2 separate regions of the Homo sapiens genome follow, and region 2 is linked to region 1. A link is a contact called in ENCODE Hi-C data. All regions are on one chromosome and are shown on one strand. The core of a region is the stretch at or near the end of the contact, and the rest is flanking DNA. Distances in the headings are between cores, read along the strand shown.

Region 1 (5,313 bases), core at 1,023-3,522:
ATCCCGGGGCAGGGCTTAGGTCTGCGAGGGTCTCACCCCCATGGGGGAGGGCGCGAGAAAGCTGAACCTAGCCCCTCAAGGTTCAGCTCTGGCCCACCGAGGAACACGGAGCGGCCATCGCAATGGGTCTCCGAGAAGGGTGCTGCGTGGAAAAAACCGCGCTGTGTCCTTGCCCTGTGGGGCGGGGGCGGAAACTTCAGTTCTCCCGCCTCTCCTACCTCAAGAGAGGTCGCTTTTAAAGCGCTGTTGGGAGGGGGGCATTTAAGTTCAATCTTTTGGGCGCGAGGGACCCTAGGGGCACCATCCCTCGGGCGGGTGGGCGGCCACCATCCCCTCAGAGCACCTGGTATATCGGGTTGGGGTTCGCACCCGCAGGGCACTGCGGGGCGGCGTCCGGTGACTGGGTGGGGTCGCCGCTGCTCTCTCCCTCGCTGGGGGCGGCAGCCTCTTGCCTGCGCGGAGGCGACTCAGAAGGCACGTCCGCCAGCAGGAGGGCGGGCGCCGCAGGGCTCTCGGTGGAGATGCGCTCCACGATGCTGGACAGGCAGTCTAGGCTCGACACCGCCGCACTCTTCCCGGGCCTGGGTTCTGCGCGGGGAGGGCTCGGTTAGTAAGCAGGGGTGGGGCCGCGACAAGCCTCCCACCCCCGGGCCCAGTACTTTGAGACAGATTGGAAACTGAGGACTTTAGTTAGAGTCCGGGACAATCCAAAAGACAGGGAGCTACTTGCTTAGTATTTCATCTCCTGCACCACTTCCCAGGACATAGGCGTGTGTGAGTGGGGGTGGGAGCGTCCTAGATAGAGGCCAGGACAGCTCCATGAAGGAGGAGGAGCGAGCAGGGAGAGGCCCGGAATACCCACCGCTGGGCGCCTCGTTGTAGTAGGCGCCTTCGTAGCAGTTCCGCCGCCGGGCGCCGCTCGGGGGGCCGCTGTAGTCCATCTGCAAACAGCAAGGGCGACTGAGTCAGGCCCGCGGGACGGCTCGAGGCCCGAACACCAATTCCTGTAGCCGCCCCCTCCCTAACTCTAGCCTAAGGCTCTAGTTCCGGGCCCAGACCTGTCCTGGTTGGGGGGGTAATTACGGGTGGGTAGGAGATGAGGTCTGCAACATGCAGGGCCAAACCAAGGGCGGACAGTCACCAAGGGGCGCAAATTTACATTTTGGAAGTAGGGATAAGTAGAGAAAAAGATCTTCACGTTCGCGCTGCAGTGTTCTAATAGCGCCCCCAATGGGGCAGCTCGAACGCTTGCCCGCACACTTCCAAAACAGGCTACCCCAGTGACAGCTGCCCAGGACAAGGGGGTCCTCTCTCTCGGGAAGGATCCTGGCCCAAACCTCCCGCAAGGCCAGCTCCCCGCCCTCGGAAACGCGTCCCTGATATCCCGAGCGCCGCCCTAACTTCCTCACTTCCTGGGGTCCCGGCCTTACCATGCCGTCGGAGCAGTTGGAGCGCGGGCTGGACGCGTCGGAGTCGCCGCTGTAGTGCTCGCCGCCGCGGCCCGGGGGCAGCGGGCCCGGCGCATAGAAGGCGGCTGCGGCGCCAGGGGGCGCGGCGTCCTGGTCGCGCAGCAGAGCCTGCAGGCCCTCGATATAGCGGATGGCGTTGCGCAGGATCTCCACCTTGGGCAACCGCTGGTTTGGATTGCTCGACGTGCAGCGCTTGAGTGTCTCAAAGGCCTCATTTACTTTGCTCAGGCGGCGCCGCTCGCGCATGGTGGCGGCCTTGCGGCGGTCGGCGTTGGTGGTCTTGCGCTTGCACGCCTTGCAGGCCCACAGTAGGCAGCGGCCCGCCTGGTGGTGCCCGCTGGGCGCGCGCACATGCTCGTCCTCACGTGCGCCCGGGGCCGGGTGCACCGCCGCGGGGAAGTGCGAGTGCTCTTCGGGTTTCAGGAGCGCGCCCACGTGCATCAGGCGCGGGTCCAGGTCTTCGAAGAAGCGCAGGTCCGGGGAGTCGAAACACGGGTCGTCATAGAAGTCGTCCGTTGTGGCAAAGGAGCAGAGAGAGCCGTCGGGGGCCGTCAGGTCTACGTCGCGGAGCGGTGGCGACAGTAGCTCCATATCCTGGCGGTGGCGCGGCACGGTCCTGGCTTCGCCCAACCCAAGCGGCAGAGAGTGGCCGGAACTTTCTGCCGCTCGGGAGCCCCGGCTGTAGATAGCAAAGTGCTGGCAGTCTGAATGCCCACCCACTGTCCCCCACCCCTCCCTCTCCTGTCCGGCCTGATTTGTGGTTAAGGAAAGCGGCGGCAGCGCCCCAGGGCTTCCTCACCCCTAGCTTCTCGCCAGGCGCCCTGGGCTATTTATCCGTAGTAGCCTAAACGCCCCGGAGCCCAGGCGGGCAGCTGGGGGAGGGGGAGTCCGAGGCCAATAGGAACACTGCGGGGCGGGGCTTGGGGGGGTCCCCGGGGTGGCCGCAGGGGCCCGCAGACTGGCCAGCCAGCCCGCCCCTCCACACTGGCGTGCGCGCTAGGTCCCCTACCGGGCAGGGAGGGAGGGAGCGACCGGCAGCCCTAGGCGGCTGCACTTGGCTCTCCGGCACGCCCTTTCCAAACCTCTCCAACACCCGACTGCTGTATCCGCGGGAAACGCTGGCTGCGCGCGCTCACCTCTGAGCTGACTTTCAATACTCCTCTGTCCCCTGATTTGTGGGGGACCCATGGGTAGAGCGGCTGTAGAAATCAGGTCGTGAGAGATTTGGAGAGAGGCAAGGCATTGGGGGCACAGAGCTGAGGAGTGAGACCGTGAAAGAGGGACCGAAAGAGGCTGAGAGACACGCAGAAAGCAGAAAGCTTAGAGCGTCAGGGGCAGAGAAACGCACGAGTGCAACAACAGGCGGAGAGACCCCGAGAGTTGAAGTGGGCGAGCCCGAGACAAACGGGTCGTAGAGGCTCTGATATTCCGCCAGTCCCCGACCTGGGAGTTGCTCAGCAGGTCGTGGGCCCAGTCCTTCTTCCCTAGACGCTTAGAAACCCAGCTATGGTTGTACAGGAATCGGAGATTGCTGCTAAAGCTTCGCGCCAATCTCTCCAAACTCGGATCCTGCCCAGGTTAGGAATCCCCTCCATCTAAATCTGCACGTTTCCACAGCAGGGGTGTCCAGTGCCATGCCTGGGGTCTAGGCTGAGCTGCCTCTTCAGCTGGGAAGAAAACCCTTCTGCTCGGGGCTTGGCTCCGCCTCACTCGCGGTGCTGAGTCAAGGAAAGTGCATTTCGCCAAGGTGTCAAACTTCAGGACCTGGCCTGAGAACCTGACCTCATCTCACCTGAAGTCTCCGAGAGTGCGGTTTGCAGACCAGTTGAGTGCAGACTCCAGAGTTTCCCAACTGTGTGATTTTGTGGAAGTCATGTCTCCTTCCTGAGCCTCAGTTTCCAGTTATAGATTTGGGGATGACAGTAATTTCTTGGAGTAATTGTGGTGGGGATGACAGTCTGAAGAGACCAAGGATATGGAAGCCCTCAGGCGGTGATGTAGGGTTATTCGAGCAAGGGGCTTTCAGAGTTGGATGCTGTGTCCCGCAGGCTTACAACTCATCTGTGGTACCATGCCCTGACGGAGTGCCACGAGTCTCCAGGCCTTAGCTGTGTCTCTTTCCTGCAGCCTCACTGGAAAGGCTGGAAACAGGAGGAGGCAACCACCCCATGGGATGTGGGATATCTGGCTCCCATACAAGCCTCAGCATACCGGCCACCCCCATGGGGGTCTCTCAGCCTCTTCCTGAATCTGCAGTTCACACAGTCCTCTCAGCACTCTGGCTAGGAATCTCCGTTGGCCATACATCCCTGCCTGGATCTCCCCTCCTGGAAACCAGAAATTTAAGCAGGAGTGATCTTTGTGCCTTTCCCACTAACTTCTGGAAGGCATTCTAGCTGGCCGTTCTGGGCCCTAAGAAGTCCTCCCTTCCCACAAAACTCAGAGGGCTCTGTTGGGGTCCTAACTTCTTCACTTCTCTGCTGCTGGTAGTGGTGCTGAAGGTCTCCCTTCATGAAGTACTCACCTCGCTTTACTCCATAGGGCCCACCTGTATTTGTTCATTCAGTAAAGTCTACATCATGGAGCAGCAGTGACAGTAACTCTAAATCCTGGCAGAGGCAGCAAAGTCCTGGCCTCACCCCACCCAAGCTGCAGGGGGTCACCCGGAAATCCACATATTGTTAGGTATCCATTATGTGGCAGGTACCAGTCCAAGTGTGGGGCTAGAGCAATGAACAAAACCAAGACTCTGCTTACATGGCACTTACATTGTCAATGTAAGCAGGGTGATAGACAATGAACAAATAAGCAAGGAAGTATGTGATGCCAGGAGGTTAGAAGCCTTATGAAGAAAAAGCAAGGCAGGGAGACACAGTGATGAAGATTATGGAGTGATTAGAGAAGGCCTCTCTGCTACATTTAAGCAGAGACCTGAATGAAGAGAATTGGAAGCAGATACCTGGAGATATGTAGGGCCAGATAGAGGGATAAGCATGTGCAAAAGTCCTGAGGCAGGACCATGTTTGGCAGATTCAAAGTATGGCAAGGAGGCTCATATGTCTGCAGCAGGGTGAGTAAAAGAGATAGTGGGAAATGGGGTGAGAGAGAGAGAAACAGGATTATATTCTGAGATGGCTTGAGCCATCTCACTGGAGGGCTTGAGCGGAAGAGAAGAATATCACTATCTGATTTACATTTTAACAGGAGCATGCTGGTTACTGGAGGGAAAGGGCAGAAGGAGGGAGACCAATTAGGAGGCTATTGCAATAATCCCAGTGAGTGGAGCTGGTGAAAAGTGGTGGTTGAATTCTAGATATATGTTTTCAAGATGGAGCTAGCAGTATTTACTCACGATTGCATGTGGGAAGTGAGATAAGCAAGGAGCTAAGGATGACTCCTGCAAGAATGGAGTTGAGAAGACTAGGTTTGTGGGTGGTAGATTAAGTGTCCAGGTTTGGGCAAAATTTGAAATGCATATCGGATATCCAGATGGAAGTGTGGATTAGGCAGGGGGATTTTTAAGGCTGGAGTTCCCAAGGAGAGGTCTGAGTATGAGGAAGAGCTGTCCATTCTACCTCTAAGACCTGTCTCAAGTCAGTCCATCCCTAGTGTCACCATCCTGGACTAAGCTGTCACACTGCTGCTCTGGATGACCACAATAACCTGGCTGCCCTCCTCACTTCCTCTGTAGCCTCAGTATAATCCATTCGTTACATAGCAGCCTGAGTAGACCTTTACAATGTAAATGGGATTATGCCATCCTCCTGCTTCAAACTCCCCAGCAGCTTCTTGCATTTAGAGTAAAATCTCATCTCCATCCCCTGGCCTATCAGGCCCTGCATGA
Region 2 (4,740 bases), core at 1,784-4,283, 79 kb before region 1:
TATAATGTATCAGCAGGTCCTAGAAATCCTATATCCAAAACAGTTTATAAATCCATTTATCTCCGTCCCCACTGCTACCAGCCTACTTTGAGCCACCTTCCTGCACTGCCTGGTTCTCTGCAATGCAGTAGCCTCCTAAATCTGCTCCCTGCATTTTGCCTTTGTAATCCAGCCTTCAGAGAGCAGCCTTTTCAAATGTAAATCAGAATTTGTCATTCCCTGCTTAAAACCCTCTCTAGCTTCTCAGCATTCTCAAACTTCTAACTCCTCACCTGGCATCCCAAGGCCCTGCTTCCCCTTGAATTTTTTTTTCTTTCTTTTTTTTTTTTTTGAGACGGAGTCTCGCTCTTTCGCCCAGGCCGGAGTGCAGTGGCGCTATCTCGGCTCACTGCAAGCTCCGCCTCCCAGGTTCACGCCGTTCTCCTGCCTCAGCCTCCCGAGTAGCTGGGACTACAGGCGCCCACCACCACGCCCGGCTAATTTTTTGTATTTTTAGTAGAGACAGGCTTTCACCGTGTTAGCCAGGATGGTCTTGATCTCCTGACCTCGTGATCCACCCGCCTCGGCCTCCCAAAGTGCTGGGATTACAGGTGTGAGCCACCGTGCCCGGCCTTCCCCTTCAATTTTAAGGCCTGCCTCTCCCTTGGCTCACTTGGCCCCAGACACACGTGGTCACCCTCCTTGCTATATCTGGAACTGGCAAAATGCCTTCCTCCTTCCAGCCTTTGTATTGTCATTTCTTCTGCCTGCCAAGTTCTTCCCACAGATATGGCTGGCTCCTTCTTGTCCTACAGGTCGCAACTCAGGGGCCACATTATTGGGGAGGACTTCCCAACTACCTGCCCTTCTAAATCATATACTGTTTTTTTATAACTCATATTACTAGCTGCATTCTGTTGAATTGTATGACTACTTGCTTGTTGTTTCTCCCATTAGAGTATAAGCCCCTTGAGGACAGGGACCTTGTGTGTTGTTTGGTGCTATATTCTCTGCAACTGCTTGAATATTATTGGCACTCTATAACTATTCTTCCACTCATTTATTCTGCAACTCTGGCAGATGAAAAGATAAATAAGTATGCAAAACACAGAGGATTTTTAGGGCAGCAAAACTATTCAGTATGACCTTATAATTAGGTGGATCCATGTCATTATACATTTGTCAAACCCGTATAATGTACAACACCAAGATCATCCATAATGTAAACCACCCACTTTGAGCGCCAATGGTGTGTCAGTGGTGCGGGATGTTGGTGGGGAAGGCTATGAAGTAAGTAGAGGCAGGAAGTATTATGGGAACTGTCCATACTTTCTGCTTAATTTTACTATGAACCTACATTTTCTCTTAAAAAATAGTCTATTTAAAAGGAAAAAAATTCATTAATATATATTAAAAGTATTAACCCATTAGTTTTCTCCTATTTTGTATTGTAATAATTTTTATTGACAAGAAGTTTAATAAAATTTTACTGTTTAGAAAAAAAAAGATAAATAAGAGAAAGACTCTCTTCCCTTCGGGGTTTGATCCATCTCAGGAATTAGCCACTGCCTGGTCTTCCTGAGCAAATCTTTCCAGGACCTCATCTCCCTGTGCTGTCACTGTGGGATGGACGCTCAGCTCTCTAACCCAGCACTTGGGCTTTGTGGGAGCCTAGTTGATGTGTACAAAATGAATTGAACTGAATTGGGCATAGCACCAGACACGGACCAGATACTAAGTAGGTACAATATTTATTCAGTGATTGGAACTTCTAGGGAGAATTCTGTCTCAGATTTGTGTCATCCGTCCCCATGTGAACTCTAGTACCCTAATCTTCCTGCATGTGGATTCTTCTGGACCTGCCACTGGATTCCAGAGCAGACCTTCTTACTACCACCTCCACTATTGCCCCAATTCCCTAGCTTCCTCTTCTGCACACTGGTGATTCCCAAACAGGCTTGAGGAGAGCAAGGTAAGGAGGCTCTGGTGGTGACCAGGCTTCAGGAATGGCAACAGTGCAGCTGCTCCTGGTCCCAGAATGGCATCCATTCCTCCACCCCTCTGCTAGTGCCCCTCGGAGATTGGCATGTTCATTTAATAAGATGACTTTTAATGGAAACAACCTGAAAGTCCCAGCCAGGTCTAAACCACCAGCATACGGGCCAGGCCAGGTAAGAGATAGGAGAACAAGTCCTCCAGAAACTGTTTAAGAGTTTTTGCAGGCCGCGGGTTCAGCAAGGGGAAGTGGACTTGGCCTCCAAAGCAGCGAATGTGGCCTCAGGCTAAGCTAACAGAGGTGGAACCTTGGGGACTATGTGTGCATCTTGGTGGGCCCTTCATCTCTGGACCTCAGCCAGCTCTGGGTACCATACTTCTAGAGGGATGATGATGACTGAGAATCTGCTGAGGGGGCCCTGGTAGGCAATGGGGACAAGCTACCAGGTCATACAGAGGGAGGAGGTATCACCAGGATTGAAGAAATCTTGGAGGACAGGAGAGCAACACCTGAAGGGATTCAGATCCGAAGGTGCTGTGTGCATGCCCTTGCTGCTCCATCTGCCAGGGCCACCTTTCTTTTGGCAGCACCAGGCTCCACAGCAGACCTGCTGGTCCACAGCCTCACTCTTGTACCACATCACAGGGTGTGCTTGCTTCTGGACCTCTCCCAGCCTGTTTCCTCATCCACAGAGTGTGACCAAAATATCTTCTTCCCAGAGCTGTTAAATGAGATGGGTGATACAAAAGCCCATAACGCCATATGTGATCATAGTAGGCCCTCAAGAGGGTTAGTTTCTCTTTCTGCCCCCTCTCGCAAGGCAGCCAATAAGCCCAGAAAGCCAGCAGTTCTGAGAGAACACAGAATTCAGAAAGACAGTCTGTAGGGAGGATTTCAGTTGTTTATAAAACAGGCCAACATGTTTCCACCTTGTAAGTTCTAAATCCGTCATCATAGCTCCCTAGATCTAAGAATAGTCACCCACTGGAGCCAACGTGCCACAGCACGCTCTCACTGCAGGTGACTGAGGAAATGTGTCCACAGCAGCCTCAGCAGCCTCCTACTCCTGGGGCTGGGGGTGGGGAGGGCTGGCCTCTGCCTGTCCCAGCTTGGCTGTTTCTGAACCGCACCCAAATGCAGTTTTCTCTTCCATGCAGTGTTGATCCAATACGTGCCTCACTGGGCTGCTGTCAGATGAGGTGCCTGCAGTGATGCCAGGGGGTGGTTGAGAGGAGCGGGGAGGTAGGCCAGTGGGGACCTTTGCATGGCATTGCCCCACTGTGGGCCTCAGTTTCCTCCTATGTAGAGGGAAAGTGATTGACAGAGAGAACTGGGCAACCTTTTGAGCAAGGGGGTTCTAGAAGAGGTTCCAGAGCAGTCCTAGCCTTGCAGCTTAGAACCCATCAATTCAACACACTTATTTATCACTTGAGCCAAGGCCTTTCTTTTGTCTGGTTTGAAGGAGCCAGCCTGGGGAGCGTGTATCTGCCCACTCTCCTCTTCTGTGTCCACCTTCCTTCTCTTTCTTACACACTTCCATATCCACACACACCACCACACAAATTCTCCAGGATTGGAAGGACTTTTGGTTTGTCTCAGCCCAGCCTCTGCCCACTGTGGGACTGTCCTGGGGGCTCAGGACCTGTGGCAGAGCACCAGCTATGTTCCAGAGCAGTCTTCCAGTCATTGCAGCGTTCTTCCTGATAGCGAGCTACAATTGCCGTGCCCATGGCTGCTGCTTTCCACATCCATGGGTTCCCTTTTGGCCCTCTAAGAGAGAAGAAGCAGCTCCATTCTCTCACTGCCATTCATTCATTTGTCCTTTCATTCACACAACAGCATTGAGCGCTAACCTATGCCAAGCACTGTTTCAGGTACTGGGATATAGCAGCAAACAAAACAGAGTACCTAACTCTCAAAGAGCTTGTGTTTTGTTAGGAGAGAGAGATCATAAAATAAATAAACTGTAAAAAAAAAATGAAGAAAAATAGAGCAGGTGAAGAGATAAGACGGGAGTAGGGGTAGACTGCTATTTCATATAAAGTTGTCAGGGAAGGCCTCTCAAATAAGGTGGGACTCTCACAAATACCTGAACAACATGAAGGAATGAACCTGTGGCTGTCAGGGCCAAGAGCATTCCAGATAGCAGGAACAATAAGTGCAAAGGTCCTGAGGCAAGTACTGTTTGAGGAACAGTAAGAAAGTCAGTGTCACTATGGTGATGTTAGCAGAGTGGATCATGATAGAACATGATGTTAGAGAAGGAGCTGGAGACCCGCTGTTGTTTATTCTGAGTAACAGGAGAAGCCACTGAAGGATTCTAAACAGTGCAGTGCCTTGTCTGACATAGGTTTTAACACAATCACTCAAGTTGCTGTGTGGAGAATAGAACATACAGGGAAACAGAGGCAGCAGAGAGACCAGTTGGGCAGCCCTTGAGGGGTGATGGCACTGGTGAGAAGTGGCCAGATCCTGGCTGTATTTTGCACATTACCTTCCCCAAACCCTTTTTCCACAGGCCCTGCCCTTTTCTTACCTGGTGGACAGCCACAGCCTCCTTGCTGGCCTCCTTGCCTCCAACCCTCACCCCCCATCTACTCCTCTCACCTCATTCTCAGGGCTGCTGTGGATCTTGGTGTGAAGGGGACCCTAGGCCTGTCTGTTTTCCCACATACAGCCTTCTCTGAAGCAATGTGGGCCACAAACCTGAAACATCCCCAGAGTAATCCTGTGGGTGAACAGCCCCACTTTTGATTCTGGAGTAG

What was found. Hi-C counts contacts between places; a loop is a spot of excess contacts on that map. Pooled maps may share reads with other maps.
Region 2: a loop to region 1 is called in a map of gastrocnemius medialis, with 6 times the contacts of the local background. The contact joins the enhancer-like site here to the promoter of MYOD1 in region 1. A Hi-C loop is called at or near these places in 1 of 168 maps with a recorded cell type or tissue (gastrocnemius medialis) and 1 of 50 pooled maps.

What each region holds. Positions count from the first base shown.
Region 1 is chr11:17,716,530-17,721,842 of GRCh38, reverse strand. MYOD1 (myogenic differentiation 1) reads right to left here and starts at 2,272. Exons shown (of 3, transcript NM_002478.5): 1 at 1,431-2,272; 2 at 863-941; 3 at 1-588. The coding sequence starts at 2,060. The coding sequence ends at 335. RefSeq lists enhancers at 300-811, 812-1,323.
Region 2 is chr11:17,796,786-17,801,525 of GRCh38, reverse strand. The region is part of intron 10 of SERGEF (secretion regulating guanine nucleotide exchange factor); the gene reads left to right. Among named protein-coding and RNA genes, the nearest start is that of KCNC1, 64 kb to the right of the region's middle. Within about 2 kb of position 3,033, at least 6 of the 41 ENCODE cell types and tissues checked have a DNase peak (open chromatin) inside an H3K27ac peak, as active enhancers do; they include gastrocnemius medialis, where a contact is called at or near this core.